Linked DNA regions of Homo sapiens: regions 2, 3 and 4 are each linked to region 1. The links are chromatin contacts, found by Hi-C or POLR2A ChIA-PET in ENCODE. All regions are on one chromosome and are shown on one strand. The core of a region is the stretch at or near the end of the contact, and the rest is flanking DNA. Distances in the headings are between cores, read along the strand shown. Region 1 holds the start of CKS1B (CDC28 protein kinase regulatory subunit 1B). Region 2 holds the start of ARHGEF2 (Rho/Rac guanine nucleotide exchange factor 2). Region 3 holds the start of SLC39A1 (solute carrier family 39 member 1). Region 4 holds the start of CHTOP (chromatin target of PRMT1).

Region 1 (2,700 bases), core at 47-2,546:
CCTGTAATCCCAGCTACTCAGGAGGCTGAGGCAGGAGAATCACTTGAACTCAGGAGGCGGAGGTTGCAGTGAGCCGAGATCGCACCATTGCACTCCAGCCTGGACGATAAGAGCGAAACTCCGTCTTAAAAAAAAAAAAAAAAAAAAAAAAGATAGAAAGGAAAACGGAAAACGGCTGCCTTTAATCTCACTCCTTACAGCCAGAGATGGGAACTTTGACTTCCCACCTGGGGGAGCACGAGAGTGCTCGGAAAACTGATCCCAAGGCCCAAAAAGAGAAAGGACAGGAAAATATAAGCAGGTGGAGTTTCAGGGATTGACGACAAGGCTTTTCAGCTGATGACCCAGGTCCCACAAAGATAAAGCTCCTAAGGGGGCGTGGTCCCCTAAGGACGCGAACTTCAGACTTCTGGGCGGGGAGGCTTTCTGGACAGTCAGACGTGGATTACGGAGGGGGCGTGGCTTCGGAGGGGCGGAGCTTCAACAAATTCGAATCGTTCTTTGAAGAGCAGGGTTTTGCCCTTTTGGGAGATAGGCCTTTTGACAGGAGTTAGCCGAGGATCGTTGCTAGGAGGCGGAGTTTCGGAGAATGGAAGGAGTAACGAAGGGTTTCTCGTAGTAGGGCTTGGAACGTGTCGGGGGGTGGGGACTTCCAGAAAAACTGGGCGACAGGGTGGGGTCGGAGACAAAAAATAAAAATCAAGTCGGGGTTCGGGGGAGCCCCCTGAAGTTGGGAGGTGGGACTTCCGGGGAGAGGGGTCTCAGGGGCGGGACTTATAAATGAAGACCGGAAGTGGGGTCCCGGGAGAGGGGTTCCGGGGTGAAAGAGTGAGTCACCTAAGGAGAAAAAAGTCAAGACTCACCAGGGCCTCATGGAGTCTCCGCACCGCACCGCGGGCCGATTTGGTGCCGGATCACGCCACTGCCAGCTTAGGTTACCGCTCCAACTTTCTCCCCGGGCCCTGCCTCCCTGGAGAAACTTTATTACACTCACTTCCGGCCTCACTAACCCCTGACCCTCTACCTCAGGGTCCCTCCTTCACGCTTCCCACTTTCCCGAGTTAGCCAATGGCAGCGCGAGATCGCGCACAAAGGCAGTGGTGGCCAATAAGACGCCTACTTTTGACCCACGCTCGTTCTTGAGAAGCGTGAGAACTGCCCTCCAATAAGGATCCGAAGAGAAGTAAATCTAAGCCAATCGGAGGCTTGAAAGTAGAGGTGTCCCGCCTCGAGCCAAACGGACCAATAGGAAGTGCGGGCGGCGTGTTTGAAAGCGAGGCCAAAGTGGGTGGGAGCGCGTGCTGTTGGGAGTTGCTTGGAGGTTGGCGGCGCGGGGCTGAAGGCTAGCAAACCGAGCGATCATGTCGCACAAACAAATTTACTATTCGGACAAATACGACGACGAGGAGTTTGAGTATCGGTTAGTGCTGGCGCGGGAGCAATAGCGAGGGTCGTGAGCTTTGGCCGCTGAGGGCACAAGGAATTAGTAACAGGAACTGAGGCGATAGAATTGGCGCATGCGTACGAGGTGCGAACGGGCAATGGTGTGATATTGTGGAAGGCGTAAGGCGCATGCGCGGAGGTGGGAGGCGCTCGTAAAACAAAGTGGTTGCGAATTTGGAGTCGCCTCTCAGTAGAGAGGAGAGAGGGGTGGGCGTGGTTAGGGTACTGACCACCCTCACCCATGAGGCTTTCTGGATCATTCTCTGAACTTTATCGGGCAAACTTAACTTGCCTTGTAGAGACTGTTTCACAGTAATCTTGTCGAATCCAGTGGGAGAACGTAGCAAAAGCGGAGCTGGAAGTTTCCTGGCGTCCCTAACAGGAGAGTAGCGCTGAGAGAGTTGAATATTGCTTATTAACTCGTGAAAAAGACAAGGGGCGTGGTTGTCTGGCTTGTGTAAGGAAGGGGATCGCTTGGGACTGCAATGGAATAAAACTGGCTAGGAGCATTGAGAAAATACTTAATATGGGTCTAATAGATGCCCTTTAAATATCAAAGGGAACAGTTACGGAATACTTAACAGGTTTCAGGTGTTCTGCTAAAGTGCAAGGATAACACATGGTCTCTGCTGTTCACAAATTTAAAAATCTGTGGGTGGTACCGACAGACACCAGAAAGGTGACACACGCTATGCAAGGAGCCATTACAGGGTGTGATGGGAGCACACAAGACTTGCTAAGGAGAGGGAACTGGCGACCCGAAGGCTGCGGCTTCCTAGCTGTGAGCGGGGGTTGAGGTGGGGCTAGAAAGTCAGTCCCCTACTTTTGCTAACTCCAGGACGCTCCCCCATCCCACGCTTCGAGAACGCCCCCCGCCCCGCCACCGCCTTGGAGGCTGACCTCTTACTTTCGGTCGGTCTTCTTCCCTGGGCTTGGTTTGGGGGCGGGGGAGTGTCCTAAGGGCCAATTCAGCGTGATGTCTCTTTCACCACCATTGAAAACGAAACCAGTAGTAAACTACGCGTGTTTTCATTTATATGTCGGAGATAAAAACACAGGGACAGAAAGAGGGGAACAACAGACATTGGGGCCTGCTTGAGGGAGGAGGGTGGGAGGAGGTAGAGGTTCAGGAAAAAAAAAAACTGTCGGGTACTATGCTTAGTACCTGGGTGATGAAATAACCTGTACACCGAACCCCCGAGTCAGGATTTTACCTATATAACAAACCTGCACATGTACCCTTGAACATGAAACTTA
Region 2 (2,860 bases), core at 27-2,526, 1.0 Mb after region 1:
CACCTTCCTTTCAGCTCTGACTTATTCACCTGCAAGTCAGCTTCATCATTTCCTGGGGTCTGGGTGTGGAAAGGTCAGGGCACTTGGGAATGGGGCTGGGTACAAAGGCAGGGATAAAGGGTACTTGGAGAGGAGTGGCCAAGAGGTCATGATGGGGGAGGCGTGTGGATAATTATACACCCAGACTCATGAAATGCTAGGTGAAGGGACCCCAAGACGAGCAGATAAGAGAATGAGAGCGCTGGGGGAGGAGGAGGAAGGGCAGGGAACACAATGCATAGTGCCAGGTGTGTCAGCCTAAGGGTTTCAGGTTGGGAGAAGGAAGAGCTAGGAGGCTGGCGGGGCAGATAGGGATGGAGGCCCTATGTTCCAGGCAGAAGGGCTCAGGATGGAGGAAAGGAGCCCAGCTACACAAAGACCTCTGCTCCCTTCACCTAGAGGTGATGGTTTGGGGGAAGTAAGCCGTCCCTCGGCCGTCCCGACCCCAGCCACCCGCCCACCCAGAGGGGAGAACTGAATCACAGCTGGAAAGTCCATTTGCGAGGAGAGGAGGAGCTGACTTTTGTCTTGGAGGGGTGGTGGTGGTGGTGGGAGGAAGCCGGGAAACCACCCCCTCCCGTCCCCTCCGCCGGATGGCGGGGACAAAGGGGGAACGACCAAGCCAGCGATTGGGGAGTGATGGGGGGTCGCCACGCCAAGCCCAAGCCGGTGGGGCCCGGGGTGAGAGGAGGTGCCGGAGCTTCCACCGCCCCCACCCGCGAGACACACACCTCCCTCTTCCCGCTCCGTCCCTTACCGGAGCAACTTTCTTTCAAGCGGCCTAAAGCACTCGGTCCCGCCGGCTTGGAGGCGACCAAGCCCAGGTCCGCTCCGCTCCCTCCCGGGATCCCAGCACCGTCGCGTCTGCCGCTCCCCCCACCCCTACCCACTCGCTCGCAGTCCCCACCCACCCCGTCCCGCCGCTCGCCGATCCACCGCTCCGCCCGATTTTGGCGCCCAGAAAGCAGGCGGGGAGACAGGAGATGCACCGCGGGTGCCGGGGTTCGGGGAGCACCCGAGGACCGCGGCGAAAGGAGAGGGGTTTCCGAGCCCACCTTGCTCGCCAGCTCTCTGCTCCGGTCGATCCGCGCCCGCGTGAGGGATTCGATCCGAGACATAATCGGACGGGGGGACCAGGGAGGACGCGGCGCGGACCCCGGCGTCCTGTATTGTTGGGGGAAGGCGGGGGGAGGGGTTCGGCCCGCACGCGTTGGTCTCGGGGACAGGAAGTCTGACTCCCCTCGCCCGGCACCCAGCACCAGTTCCTCAAACCCGAGTCTCCTCCCCCGCCCAAGCTCAGGAAGGGGGTAGGCGGAGCGGAGGGAGGGCGGGGTGCCCGCGCGCAGGACGGGACGCCAGGGTTTGTGTGGGGGCAGCTCGGAGAGGTACGAGGGTCCTAGGACAGGTTTGAGAGGCCCCTCTGCCTATTTCCCCTCCAGCGCCTGGGGGCGCCCTCTAGCCCCAGAGACCCGCCTCTTAGCTCTTCTTTTCCTAAAACCCAGCCCCGCAGCCCTCGCCGGACCCAGGTTGGCCCTTTCCCCTCTGCCCTCCCCTTCTTCCCTTCTCCCCTCGCCCTCCCTTTTTCCCTCCCCTACTGCGTTACCTCAGTCTTTAAAGACCCGCAGGCAGGAGAATTCCATCCGCCCCCAGCTCTTAGAAAACCCAGGACCAGTTCCTTCCTGGCCTTCGGGGTCCCATCAAAGCAGGCCTGAGCAGACTGACCCCTTTTACGATTGGGGGCAGGGGTGGCCAGAGGGAGAGGAAATCAAAGGAGAACTAAACGCTGGATCTTCAGTACACGGGAAGGGTAGGATTCACTCCCAGAGGTCGAAGAACAGAGAGGAGAGAATTCTCCCACATGCCCCACCCTTCTGGGGCCTTCCTGACCCCACTCTGCCCTCCTCCTAGCTCCGCCTCTGCCAGCTACTTTGGGGGACTAGGTTGGGATTCTCCACTTTTACCGAAGGCCTTCCATGTGTCTAACTGCAGTTCTCTCTGTTGCAAGTTAAGCCGGAACTGAAAGACCAGAAACCAGCCTGCCCTAGTCAAAGAAAGTTAGGGCCCAACCAGCCTCTCCCCAAGAAGCAGGGTAAGGTGGGGCATTCATCTCTCTGGACCCTTTTCCCCAGCCTGAGCCAGCCTTTGGGTGAGTTTCCTGCTATTGGGAAAATTCCTCCTCCAGTCTAACTATGATCACTTACAGTGAAGTTCATTTCTGCCTCTCAGGGTCTCCCATTTCTCTGGAGAAACCAGAAGCACAGAGAGGCCTGGGACAGAGCCTTCGGTTAGCAGGGTCCTGCCTGATTCTGGCCCCAAAGGGCGTGGGAGAAGAAGGGAGGGAGGGGAGACCCAACCCAGATCCAGCAGTTCTCTGCCCTGGCTCAGCAGTGGGGCCAGGCTGCAGGTTTCAAGCCCAACTCAGCACTCTTGTAGGTGCCAATTTTAGCCTCTGCCACTATTTTTGGGCTCCACTACCTCACCACTGGCTGAGCTGGTTGGGCTCCTCACCCCCAGCACTACCCCCACACTGCCCCTCCGGCTTCCCCTCCTTCCTAGCAACTCCTTCACCTCCTTCTTCACCCATTCCCCTGTTTAGAATCCTTAAATAGCAAAGACCAGGAAAAAGGAAGAGGAAATAAACCGTGCCCAGTTCAGGCTGGATGGACATTAGAAAGCAGGAAGGACTTCCCCAGGGCCACAGCTTGTTCTTCCTGGCTTGCACCTGCCAAGTATACCTACGGGGAGGGTGTAGGAACTCCCCCAAACCAAGAGGCCTGAGGCTCCTGGCCCCAGAACTCCAGACTCACCTCCCCTGAGGTGG
Region 3 (2,918 bases), core at 204-2,703, 1.0 Mb before region 1:
AAATCACAATTCATACCACATGCCAAAAGTCTTCCACACAGTCATGGAGTGGCACATGAATCAATCTCCACAAACCAACACTCCCAGAGGTGTGTGATTCCCCTCCCGCAAGTCACATGCCCAGGCCAGTGCTCACCGTCACGTGCAAGGCTGCCAGGGCCTCATCTATGGCAGCCAGGTAGTCAGGCAGCAGGTCCAGGAGACAAGTGGCCAAAAAGACGCCCCCCGCGAAACAGCTTACTAGGCTCAGGGCTTTCTGGCGGGAAGCTGGGTAGGGGTGAAGCACAGAGGGGAATAAGCAAACAAACCCCCTCCAGGGCCGACCACCCCAACCCAAACAATGGCTACCCTTGCCTTTCCCTCCTCCTTTGGTCACTCCCCGCCAGCCCCAGAGCCCTCCCTAAGCCAAGCATTCATAGCAGTGTGGGGAAAAGGAGAGGCTTACCTGAGCCTTCATGGTTAGCTCCTGGCCGGCGCAGCACACAGATGGGCACCAGGCTGCAGAGGAGGGTGAGCACCAGCAGCAGCACCAGGGCCCCCAACTTCACCTCCAGCCCCACAGGCACTGGAGGCTCTGAAGCTACCGCCTCGGGGCGCCACACCAGGAGCTCTGGCTCTCCCCAGGGCCCCATGATGCTTCTGGTAGCTCCAGTGACTCTCAGACCTAGGAAGACAGACCAGAGTGGTTGGGAAAAATCATGCAAAGGAAGATGGGGCAAGGAATGGGGAAGCTTGGTCAGCAGAGTGCAGCTCCCTGGCCCCAGCCACTTTGTGACCTTCCCCTACCCAGGGTGACTCATCTACTCCTGTACCAGGAACATTCCTCTCTTCTCACACTTTCTTTCCCAAGTGACTTATTCAGGGAGACTGCACGGGGGAAACCGAGGCATGAGAAAGGCTGTATGGATATCTCATCACCCTTTCACCTGGTGCCCCCAGAAAACTAGGAAACTAGGAGCCGCCTCCAAATAGGACCTGGAGCTGGAGTTCCCCTAAGGAATGTAGAGGCCGGGTCCCCAACTCCCGAACGGAGTGGGTGAAGCCAAAAAGGCTAGGGCTGTGCAGAGATGTCTTGGGTAGCTTCGTGGGCCACCTGGACAGGGTAAGTTTGGGTGCTGGATCGCTCCATCGTTCCCCTTTTCCCAGCGCAGAGAACAAGCGCTTCAGGCCCCAGGATGGGACCTAGAGGCAGATGGCCAAAGAGAGGGGCCCTAAGAGTCTGCGGTCCCGGGACGGACTGAGGCGACACTGAGGGCGGTGCCTGAAAGTCCGGGCTCCAGGAGGCGGGGTGCGAGGCCGCCAAGCGTCGCGGGAAGCAGATGAAGAATGCGTGAGCTGGGACTCCTGTTCCCGGGCCCGGGGAGGCCTGGGCAGCCGACATGGACCCCGCTGCCAGACAGCCCGCACTCACCTCGCGAGGGTCTCACTACATGGTCTCCGCGCGCTTCCGGCCTAGAGTCGGGAATTCCCGCCCCCTCCCATAGCTCCCCCCTCCCCCACAGGAGCCGCGTACCCACGACCGACTGCCAATGGCAGCACCGAGTGGGCGGGGACAGACCGGGAGTGACGTCAGTTAGGAGCAATCAGAGATCGGGAGCGGGAGCGGGCGGAGCAGGCGACCTGAGGAGAGTGAGCGAGAGCAAGAGCGGATATTAGGAAAAGGACCTCGGGGCTGGGGCCCTGGGGCGCATCTGTGGAGGACTGAGGGGCCGGAGCGGGCCAGTCAACAAAGGCTTTGATTATATGGATATTTTTAAAAGAGGGAGACCCCGCATTGTCAAGTCTTCCGGCCCACATCTGAAAACATCTTCCTGGCCTTGGGCCAAAGTCTCATCTGTCCCTCAGAAGGCTCTGACACCTCGTCAGTGCCTCTTGGCGCCCAAGGGAAAGCATTCCCCTCTTGGGACCAACTTCCTTGACTGCTTTCCCTCACCAGCACCCACAACAAGGAAAAAGACAAGGCAGAATTGGAAAGGGGGGAAAGCAAAGAGAGGGTATGTCTTGAAAATCATCCCTTCTCGACTACTTATGGCACTCAGTGCAGCCTCCGCCTTCTCCAGGTGGGTGGGGACGTGGTGGGACCGGAATGCGGGGTGCTGAAGCCGCGCCCAGGGAAGAGCCCCCAGCGCATTCCAGGATATCTGCGTACCGCGCCTGCGGGCGTCTGGCCGGTTCTCCCACCTGATTTCCAGCCCAGCTCCCGCCACCCTCGCCGGTCGGTTTGCTGTTTGCTGTTCCTTGAATGCCCCAAGGTAGTTGTTTCAGCTCAGGACTTTCACCGTTTCCTCAACCTGGATTCTTGTGGCCCACAACTCTGTGCCTTGAGAATCCTCTTCTAGCCTCAAGGGACGGTAAGACAAAAGAAAATTTAAAAAGGGGGCTCAGCTGTTCTTTTATGCAAAGGTGAAAAAAGCTTCATTGCCTAAAGAAGGGACAGATGGGATCTTGCTTCCTACAGGAAAATTAATTTTAAAAAAGAAAAAAAAAAGGGGGGACAGTGTAATGCTTCTCACAAGGCTCCAGAAACGAAGCCCAGTAATTCCTTAAGTAAAAGAGGAATGTGAAGACTTCTTAAGGGGCCGGGCGCGGTGGTTCACGCCTGTAATCCAAGCACTTTGGAAGGCCGAGGATGAATCACCTGAGGACAGAAGTTCAAGACCAGCCTGGTCAACATGGTGAAACCCCGTCTCTACTAAATATACAAAAATTAGCCGGGCGTGGTGGCGGGGGCCTGTAATCCCAGCTACTCGGGAGGCCGAGGCAGGAGAATCGCTTGAACCCGGGAGCCGGAAATTGCAGTGAGCCGAGATCGCGCCATTGCGCTCCAGCCTGGGCAACAACAGCGAAACTTCGTCTCAAAAAAAAAAATTATTCGTAATTGGTAACATTAACAAGGAATTATGACTGGGGGGGTCAGG
Region 4 (2,962 bases), core at 122-2,621, 1.3 Mb before region 1:
CTGGGCCATTACTTACACACAGACACACACAAACACATACACACACGCACACGCCCAAGTGCCAGGAAGGAAAATGAAAGGGTCTTGACGTGCCAGTGGAGCAGAGGAAGGGTTGCAGATGTGTCATTCTCTCATTCCTCAAACATATGTACACTGTATTGTGCACATAGTCATTAGAAAAATCCCTTATTGAGGCCGGGCACAGTGGCTCACGACTGTAGTCCCAGCACTTTGGGAGACAGAGGCGGGCAGATCACTTGAGGTCAGGAGTTGGAGACCAGCCTGGTGAAACCCCATCTCTACTAAAAATACAAAAATTAGCGGGGCATGGTGGTACGCGCCTGTAATTCCAGCTACTCAGGAGGCTGAGGCAGGAGAATCGCTTGAACCTGGGAGGCGGAGGTTGCAGTGAGCCGAGATGGTACCACTGCACTCCAGTCTGGGTGACACAGCGAGACTCCATCTGCAAAAAGAAAAAAAAAAGAAAGAGAGAAAAATCCCTTATTGAGCAGGAAACATAGCTTATGCCCATAATCCTAGGAGTCGGGAGGCTGAGGTGAGAGGATCACCTGAGCCCAGTAGGTCAAGGCTGCAGTGATCCGTGATTCATTGCGCCACTGACTCCAGCCTGGACAACAGAGCCAGACCCCGTCTCAAAATAACAACAACAAATCAGAGAGAGAAAAGAGAAATCCCTATGTAGGTCTGCAACAAAATAAACACGGATGGCAGGTGTGGGGGGAGGACATGGAAACGCAATCGAGGACGCAAAGGTGCCCCACCCCAAGAAGGAGTAAACAGTATCTAGGCCAAGTTGGGGAGGGGAGGAAGTGAGGAGGAAAACATGGACGGGCGGTGGTGTTGGCCGGTGCAGGATGGGAGAGGAATTTGCTCCTAATACTGGCCTCCTGGGCCTTGGCTGGAGCATTTACGGCACTTCACAACTCTCAGACTGGGCGAGTGGCCATGAGGGGAAAACCAGTGCAAATTCCCCAGGCCCAATTGTCCGGAAGAAGACGAGGCAAGTCCGCGTAAAGATTTTTAGACGGTGTACCTTGGCTAGGGAACGGAGGGGCGAGGGAATTCGGGACCCAAATCCCCTCTAAGGCCCACATTAATAACTACCCCCAAGAGGTTGCAGCGCAACCACTACTGGAACGTGAAGTCCCCGGCACGCCCCAACAACAGGACCATTGGCCACGCCCCTAGGGGCGGGGCACTGCATGGAAAGCCCCGCCTTCGCCCTAAGGCTCCGCCTCTGACCTCTGCGCAGGCGTAGCTCAAATCTTTCCCGCCCTCTAGTCGTGCGCGGATCTGACGCCTGACGTAATTGCGTAGACGCCATTTTAGCCGGTCAGACAAGCACTGGACGTGGCGGCCATTTTGTTTTGGACACCGAGCAGGAGCTGGCGGCCGCTGCAGACGAAAGGCAGGAAAGGGCAGGCCGGGTGAGCAGACGGATCGGCCGACTAGACAGCCAACCAGCAACAACGAACTGAGCTCGCATACTACCGCTTACGCATCTAACCAACCGCCCATCTAGCTAACCCGAGCCCCTCCACCGTCAACTCAGGTTCGGCCGGTCCCCGGCCCGCCTGCCGGAGCCGTGGTGGCAGCCCCGGGAGGAGCACTGGCGTCTGTTTCCTTCGGTGAGTTTCGGTAGTGAGAAGGAGCCGGGGGAGGTGCGGTCTTGAGGAGCGGAAGGGGCCGGCGGACGCGGAAAGGGGGTGGTGGCATGTGGACATAGCTACGGTGTTGGAGCGTGGAGGCCCCGGGGAGGAGGCGGAGCCCCTGCGAAGGGGCGGGGGAGGGGCTGAACTGGAACCTGGTGGCGGGATTGATGGAGGTTGGGGTTTGATAGGATAAAAAGGAAACTTGGCGGGTAGAGCAGAAGTGGAAGTCTTGACAGGGCTTTGAGGATGGTAGGGAGATTAAGAAGTACAAGACTTTGAGGAATGTTGGAAATTAATGGCGGCTTTAGGGTTAAGTTTTGTGGAGGGCTCTTTGCGAGCTAATTCCCAGGTGAATTTAGAAAACCTTTCCTACTCCCCCAGATCGTCAGTTTCTTGTTAAAGTCCCTACTTGATTCTGGAGTTGAAAGCCACTTTTGAAACTAGGCATGCATATATATATGTATATATATACATACATATATATATATATTTTTTTTTGGGGGGGGACGGAGTTTCGCTCTTGTTGCCCAGGCTGGAGTGCAATGGCACGATCTCAGCTCACTACAACTTCCGCCTCCCGGGTTCAAGCGATTCTCCTGCCTCAGCCTCCGGAGTAGCTGGGATTACAGCCATGCGCCACCACGCCCGGCTAATTTTGTATTTTTAGTAGAGACATTTCTCCATGATGGTCAAGCTGGTCTCGAACTCCCAACCTCAGGTGATCCGCCCGCCTCGGCCTCCCAAAGTGCTGGGAAAACAGGCGTGAGCCACCGCGCCCGGCCCTGCCTGTATTTTCACTGTAGATCAGTGGTTCTCAACTTTAGCTGCACATTAGAAGCACCTAGGTAGCTTTCCCCCGACCCCACAATTGGTTCATTTCCAAACCTCATTACCAGAGATTGTGGTTTAATTGATCTAGGCCCAGATGTCTGTATTTTCTATTTTTTTAATTAATTTATATTTTTATAGAAACGGGGTCTTACCATGTTGCCCAGGCTGGTCTCGAGCTCCAGGGCTCAAGCATTCCTCCCGCCTTGGCCTCCCAAAGTGCTGAGATTACAGGCGTGAAGCACCGCGCCCGCCCTGTCCGGCCCTATGTTTTAAAAGCTCCTTGGATAAGTCATATGTAGTCAAGGTTGAAAATGACTGCTCTAGAGTAAAAGCCAAACTCGGCCCGGTGCGGTGGCTCACGCCTGTAATCCCAGCACTTTGGGAGGCCCAGGTGGGTGGATCAGGTGAGGTCAGGAGTTCAAGACCACCCTGGCCAACGTGGAGAAACCCCGTCTCTA

Evidence for each region. A loop is a pair of places that touch in the nucleus more often than their neighbours do. ChIA-PET counts read pairs that join two places held with the same protein, here RNA polymerase II (POLR2A). Pooled maps may share reads with other maps.
Region 2: a loop to region 1 is called in a pooled map, with 6 times the contacts of the local background. The contact joins the promoter of ARHGEF2 here to the promoter of CKS1B in region 1. A Hi-C loop is called at or near these places in 1 of 37 single-sample maps with no recorded cell type and 6 of 50 pooled maps. POLR2A ChIA-PET finds 5 or more read pairs at or near these places in 2 of 52 experiments (AG04449 and WTC11).
Region 3: a loop to region 1 is called in a map with no recorded cell type, with 7 times the contacts of the local background. The contact joins the promoter of SLC39A1 here to the promoter of CKS1B in region 1. A Hi-C loop is called at or near these places in 4 of 37 single-sample maps with no recorded cell type and 11 of 50 pooled maps. POLR2A ChIA-PET finds 5 or more read pairs at or near these places in 4 of 52 experiments (BJ, CD4-positive, alpha-beta memory T cell, MCF 10A and 1 more).
Region 4: a pooled map shows a loop between it and region 1 (11-fold over the local background). The contact joins the promoter of CHTOP here to the promoter of CKS1B in region 1. A Hi-C loop is called at or near these places in 4 of 50 pooled maps. POLR2A ChIA-PET finds 5 or more read pairs at or near these places in 3 of 52 experiments (GM10248, activated CD4-positive, alpha-beta T cell and naive thymus-derived CD8-positive, alpha-beta T cell).

What each region holds. Positions count from the first base shown.
Region 1 is chr1:154,973,385-154,976,084 of GRCh38, forward strand. It overlaps CKS1B (CDC28 protein kinase regulatory subunit 1B), which reads left to right and starts at 1,297. Exons shown (of 3, transcript NM_001826.3): 1 at 1,297-1,420. The coding sequence starts at 1,362. It overlaps MIR4258 (microRNA 4258), which reads left to right and starts at 2,309; the gene lies at 2,309-2,399. It also overlaps a transcript of SHC1 not described here. RefSeq lists enhancers at 793-942, 1,393-1,542, 1,643-1,702 and a silencer at 1,033-1,122.
Region 2 is chr1:155,977,271-155,980,130 of GRCh38, forward strand. ARHGEF2 (Rho/Rac guanine nucleotide exchange factor 2) reads right to left here and starts at 1,277. Exons shown (of 22, transcript NM_001162383.2): 1 at 1,095-1,277. The coding sequence starts at 1,157. ARHGEF2-AS2 (ARHGEF2 antisense RNA 2) reads left to right here and starts at 1,369. Exons shown (of 3, transcript NR_183460.1): 1 at 1,369-1,424; 2 at 2,050-2,185. RefSeq lists silencers at 1,272-1,431, 1,492-1,541 and enhancers at 1,882-1,951, 2,413-2,860, 2,422-2,471.
Region 3 is chr1:153,962,084-153,965,001 of GRCh38, forward strand. It overlaps SLC39A1 (solute carrier family 39 member 1), which reads right to left and starts at 1,454. Exons shown (of 4, transcript NM_001271958.2): 1 at 1,412-1,454; 2 at 446-664; 3 at 137-267. The coding sequence starts at 632. It overlaps MIR6737 (microRNA 6737), which reads right to left and starts at 337; the gene lies at 268-337. RefSeq lists enhancers at 738-1,692, 1,021-1,090, 1,042-2,241, 1,131-1,190, 1,341-1,510 and 1 more.
Region 4 is chr1:153,632,695-153,635,656 of GRCh38, forward strand. It overlaps CHTOP (chromatin target of PRMT1), which reads left to right and starts at 1,372. Exons shown (of 6, transcript NM_015607.4): 1 at 1,372-1,649. It also overlaps a transcript of S100A13 not described here. RefSeq lists an enhancer at 1,346-1,455 and a silencer at 1,796-1,875.